Regions from separate parts of the Homo sapiens genome. Here region 1 is linked to region 2. A link is a contact called in ENCODE Hi-C or POLR2A ChIA-PET data. All regions are on one chromosome and are shown on one strand. Each heading gives the region's core, a stretch centred on a gene start or an enhancer-like site at or near the end of the contact. The rest is flanking DNA. Distances are from core to core; before and after follow the strand shown.

What was found. A loop is a pair of places that touch in the nucleus more often than their neighbours do. ChIA-PET counts read pairs that join two places held with the same protein, here RNA polymerase II (POLR2A). Pooled maps may share reads with other maps.
Region 1: a loop to region 2 is called in a pooled map, with 2.7 times the contacts of the local background. The contact joins two enhancer-like sites. A Hi-C loop is called at or near these places in 1 of 168 maps with a recorded cell type or tissue (PC-3), 10 of 37 single-sample maps with no recorded cell type and 12 of 50 pooled maps. POLR2A ChIA-PET finds 5 or more read pairs at or near these places in 2 of 52 experiments (activated CD4-positive, alpha-beta memory T cell and activated T-cell).

What each region holds. Positions count from the first base shown.
Region 1 is chr5:169,694,842-169,697,541 of GRCh38, forward strand. DOCK2 (dedicator of cytokinesis 2) reads left to right here. Exons shown (of 52, transcript NM_004946.3): 10 at 962-1,097. Among named protein-coding and RNA genes, the nearest start is that of DOCK2, 59 kb to the left of the region's middle. RefSeq lists an enhancer at 637-1,836. Within about 2 kb of position 1,315, at least 5 of the 41 ENCODE cell types and tissues checked have a DNase peak (open chromatin) inside an H3K27ac peak, as active enhancers do; they include PC-3, where a contact is called at or near this core.
Region 2 is chr5:169,649,677-169,652,376 of GRCh38, forward strand. The region is part of intron 1 of DOCK2 (dedicator of cytokinesis 2); the gene reads left to right. Among named protein-coding and RNA genes, the nearest start is that of DOCK2, 14 kb to the left of the region's middle. RefSeq lists a silencer at 411-470. Within about 2 kb of position 1,440, at least 8 of the 41 ENCODE cell types and tissues checked have a DNase peak (open chromatin) inside an H3K27ac peak, as active enhancers do; they include PC-3, where a contact is called at or near this core.

The DNA of each region.
Region 1 (2,700 bases), core at 65-2,564, 45 kb after region 2:
GCTCATGCCTGTAGTCCCAGCTACTCAAGAGGCTGAGGTGGGAGGATTATTTGAGCCTGGGAGACTGAGGCTGCAGTGAGCTGTGATCATGCTACTGCCCTCTAGCCTGTGTGACAGAGTGAAGCCCTGTCTCAAAATAAATAAAATAAATAAATAAACAAACAGATAGTTGACTGCAGTTTCCTGACCCCTTGAAGTCAGGTGCGGCCATATGCCTTTCTTTGGCAAATGACATGCAAGCAAAAAGTGATGTGCATCTCTCTTGGGTAGATGATTTAAAAGCCAGAAGTGATTTGCCACATTCCTTTCCCCTGTGGCAGAGACAGTGAGCGCACCCGTGCTGAGACAGAGCTGCCAGCCAAGGGCCCAGAGTAAGTAAGTAATCAGAGCCCCCACCCCTCTGCATTGGCCCTGTAGACTGCACCAGAAGTAAACTTCTGCTGTGTTGTAAGCACTGAGATATTGGGGTTGTTAGCACTACCTCAACCCAACTGATGGCCACACTTTAGATGTGCAGGAAATGGTAGCTGTTATGATTTTTTTCTCTTCCTTTTGTCTTCTCTCTCAGAGGTTCTGAGCAATGATGTGACCGATGGTGTCATCCGAGTCATCTGTAGCAAATGCTACTTTTGGATCTATCACCTCGGCATATGGGGAATCCTGTCTGTACAGCTGATATTCCACCTCTACCCTTCTCTTGCCCTATCATTTTGAGAGGGAAGAATTGGGATTAAACACTAGAGTTTTATCACTCATTTTCCTTTGCAAACCTTACCTTGCTTATCTGTGAAATGGATGTGAGAGCCTTGTTTCTATCTTTTCCAGGACTTATTGTATGATTGGTCCATGTATAGCAAGTATTATATACATCCCTCAGAAATTACTATTACTGGGTTTTCTTGTCTACCTTTTTTCCCCCATTCAGCACATGATGGTCAATTTTTTGTTTCTTTCCCCCCAGGATCTTGGAAACAAAGACCTCAACAGGGATAAAATTTACTTGATTTGTCAAATAGTCCGGGTCGGCAAGATGGATCTTAAGGATACTGGTGCAAAGAAGTGCACGCAGGGACTGAGGAGGCCCTTTGGGGTGGCAGGTAAGGGGCACACTCTGCATCATTGATTTTTATGGGAGCGCACATTTTATGTGGCTGAATTGTAATGATGATTTGTTTCCCAACCGCCTCCTGCTGCCCCCACCCCTGCAAAATTTATGCCAGACAGCCCTTAATAACTACATTTCTGGTGACTAAATCAAAATAATTGGTGACTAAGTCCAGATTTATGATGAACACAGTGAATCATGGGCTCCTCTTGTCTGGAGTAGAGCATCGGGAGACCGGGGCCGTCTGAGCAGTTGACACCTTTGCTCCCCAGCTCTGTGAAAAAGGAAAAACAATACAGGCAGGATCTAATTATGAGGAGCAAATCATTTAAAAAGTACATCTAGGACAGGAAATGCAGTTACACAGAATGAGTCACCTACCACACATCTAAATTCCAGATGGAAACGGACATTTGGAGAATTGGCGTGACCTGAGGCAGAGCCCTGCATGAGGCTGCTGTACAGCAACATCAGCTCTGCATTCCTCTTAAGCTTTAGCTCTCCTGGGGTTTCTAAGGCTTCGTCATTCTTGCCCCACTTTTATGGTTTTAGTTATGTTTGACTACCACTTGTACTGTTATTTACCAAATATAGTTTCTTTTAATCAACCTGCTTTACATAATGTATGTTTTTCATCAAAGGCGATTTAAATTCCTGTGAAAATGGCAATTTGATATGCCAGTTTTCTTTTTATTAAAATATAAAATTTTAAGAGTATACCGTGCATAACCCCTATGTACCATAGCTAACCTCAGTGTTTCAGGTTTCTCACTTCAAGATGCTCTGATCTGTAATCGCAGACCTGCTTACTCTCCAACTAGTCCCCTGGCACTGCTTGCAAAGCGGTGGAGTGGAGGATGTTTTACTGAGCTCACTGTTTTTTTTTTTTTTTTAACCTGGCACTGCGGCTAGCTAGCCAGCCAGTGATATTGGGCAAGCATTTTCCCCAGAGCCTTAGTTTTATTATGTGCAAAATGAAGGACTCATACCTGGTTAATTCATGAAATCCTCTACTGCTCTAAAATGCTCTGATTCTACTTGTGGGGGCATTTCTGACATCATGGTGTTTCTGTTAAGGCAGTAAGGATCCTTCAACCTTACTGCAAAGTGTGTCTTTGTCCTCAGCTGTAGCCTGCCCTCTCTTTTGGTGTCAGATGACAGAAATCTGATCTAAACTGGTAGAAGAAGGAAAAGAAAAGGTACTTTATTGGTGTAACTGAAGAGCTTATGAATAGATCGCTTCAGGCATAGCTGGATCCAGGAACTCAAATCAGTTTGTCTCTTTCTTGCTCCCATGTCCTCATGCTGGCTTACTATGAAGAATTTGTCTCTTTCTTGCTCAGCCCCTATGTCTTCATGCTGGCTTACTAAGAAGATGGCTGTCCAACTAGTTGGCAAATTATCAGCCAGCTGTTCCAAGCTTGCATCCTACCAACTTAGCAACCAGTGGAAAGAATGTACCTCTTTCCCATTAGTTTCAGCAGAAGCCCCAGGAGCTTTAATATAGGTCACGTCCTCATCTCCATAGTCTTTACTCTGGGCAGGGAGAGATGATTATCTGATCTACCAGGTCCTATGAATAACTTTGGAGCCAA
Region 2 (2,700 bases), core at 190-2,689:
TTCTGTGTGGCTATGAGCAAGTTCCTTAACATCTCTTTGAGTTTCTTGTATGTTACAGGAAGAGTAATAACTTGAGGTTACTATGAAGATTAAATGGGCTGATACAAGTAAAGTGCTAGGGATTTTTTTTTCTTTCTTTTTTTTTTTGCCGGCGTCTTGCTCTGTCACCCGGGCTGGAGTGCAGTGGTGTAATCTCGGCTGACTGCAACCTCTGCCTCCCAGGTTCAAGCAATTCTCCTGCCTCAGTCCCCCGAGTAGCTGGGACTACAGGTGTACCCCACCACACTTGGTTAATTTTTGTATTTTTAGTACAGTCGGGGTTTCACCATGTTGGCCAGGCTGGTCTCAAACTCCTGACCTCAAGTGATCCACCTGCCTCCCCTAGTGTTGGGATTACAGGCGTGAGCCGCCGCACCTGGCAGTGCTGGGGATTTTGTCTGTCTTATCTATCACTGTGACTATAGTACTCAGAGCAATATCTAGCACCCAGTAGGTACTACATACTGTGTCTACAGTAGTTAGGACAGTATCTAGCACACACTAGATGTTCACATGGATATCTGTTGAAAACACCATGGAGTATATACTTGGCATTTAAAATGTGCTCTAAATATTTACCATTTTCTTAGGAAACAGGGTGTGCAGTAGTTAGAATTTAGACTCCGAGATCTATCTATATATCTTATTAGGTGGAGAAGTTGTTTACCCACCCCTTCCTCAGTTTCCTTATATATAAATCAAAGAGAAACATTGAACTTATCTCCTAAAATTGCACAAAGCACAGAGACCCTTCTTTAGTTGTTTTTGTGAGCCACTGTGCTAGAACAATGGTGTTTACTTTCACCTTAGCTCCCTCTATTTGAACTCCTGATGAATAGAGTACTTCAATATGTTTAGGTGGAATTGGTAGCTAATCAGTGGATTCGATTTCCAGGGTTGCTAGAAGTTCCATCTGCCTCAAAATAGCAGTCCGGTGGCTTGCCAACCTGGGATTTCCAATGTGAGTCCTTGCTGGAGTCAGTGACCCAAGATGGCTCCATACTTGGGAACATCCCTTTGATCCTTGGCCATAAATGCTTTGTTCTGGGTGGGCTTGTCAGGATACCAGTTTCTGTTTTGGTTCCTATGTATGGTGCTTTGGTACAAGGAGAGGTCAAGTCTTTCCTAGGGAATGTGTCAGTATTCCCCAGGGCTTGGCGACCTGGCACGATGGGGAAGCTGGAATGAGTATTTGCGGGAATGGCCGAGGGCCTGAGGGCTGTGGGTAGGCTTCCCTGATTTGTCTATCTTTTGTGGACAGGCACTGGGCAGGGTGGAGCAGGCTATGATTTCTTCCTCTTGTTTTTCTGCCTTTTTCATCCCTTGTTCAAAAGTTGAGAGTGGTTAGGCCCATCTTAGACTGGTCAGAAGCAAACTGAAGGACAGAGATAAGCCATCAAACGTAGCAGAGGGGAATTCTGGCTTGGAGCTTCCTGTTAGTCATCTAGAAGACTAAACAGAATTGGGTATTCATAGGCAAAGCCACTTCCTTTGTCAGTCATGTCTGCTTTTCTTCAAATGGAGCCTTAAGAGGCCCTTATGCAAAGGCAGAAATAGATTTATAAATTAAGTGCCAAAGTCAGTTACTTTCATTTTTGTAATCAGTGAGTACTTGGAATGAATACGGATCTTCACTTTGAATACCCAGTTTCAAGATCTGTCCAGGACATCTTAAGCCAATCTACTGGCACCTTCTCACCTGACATTGCTGGGCAGAGGATGAGGGAAGATTCCCGAGGAAAGCAGGGAGGAGCTGGTCACGGAGTAACACACGGTCCTGCCCCACCTCCACATATCTGATGGACACCCCTGATTTGCTCGTGCTCCAGAGACTAACACACATTGTGCCTGGTTTTCTTCTGTTGGAAGCCTCAGTTGCTTCCACCATCCTGTCCAGTTCTACTGCCAAGTCCTCAGGCAGACCACTTGGGCTGAAAGAGCAGGGAGCAGAGTCTACCCAGTGAGGACACCAGCAAACTGGAGTATGTCCAAGCAACAGCAGCCTATGAGGGGAAGGGGGTTGAAATCAGGCCAAGTGCGGAGGGAATGAAGAAACAGGCTGCGTTTATGCAGGAGGAGAGAAGCCTCAGCATCCCCCGAGGGCCCTCTCTAGATTTGCTTTTGGACAAAGGATTAATTTGATTAAGTGTTGGTCGACAGAGCAGTTGGTTGCAAAGTGCAGGAAAGGAGATTTAAAGGCTACACAAAGCTCTGGAGGAGTGAGCCTTGTTCAGGAGATAATATAATGCTAATAAAAAGAAAAGTGACTACATTTACTGAGCACTTACTATAGCTGGACATTAAGTCAAGTCGTGTATGGGCATTAATTTCAGCTGAGCCTCCCAGGAACCCAGTAAGGTAGGGACCATTATTTCTTGCATTCTACAGTCAGAGGAACTGAGGCTTAGGGAGATTCAGCCACTTGCTCAAGCAGGCTGCCCCTGGCTCCTACAGTGCCTTTGTGTGGATTACAAAAAGATATCCTTCCTCTGGTGGGCACAGTGCCAGGGCAGGGTGCAAGCCTTGGCAAGCAGATCGCAGGTTGGGTGCCAGCCTTCACTGCTCTCTTGGCTGGGTGGCCTTGTGCAGGGCACAGCCTGGGCAGTTGTACACTGCAGCCCTAGGCTTGAGGCCAGAGCCAGGAAAAGACAGAACTGGCCT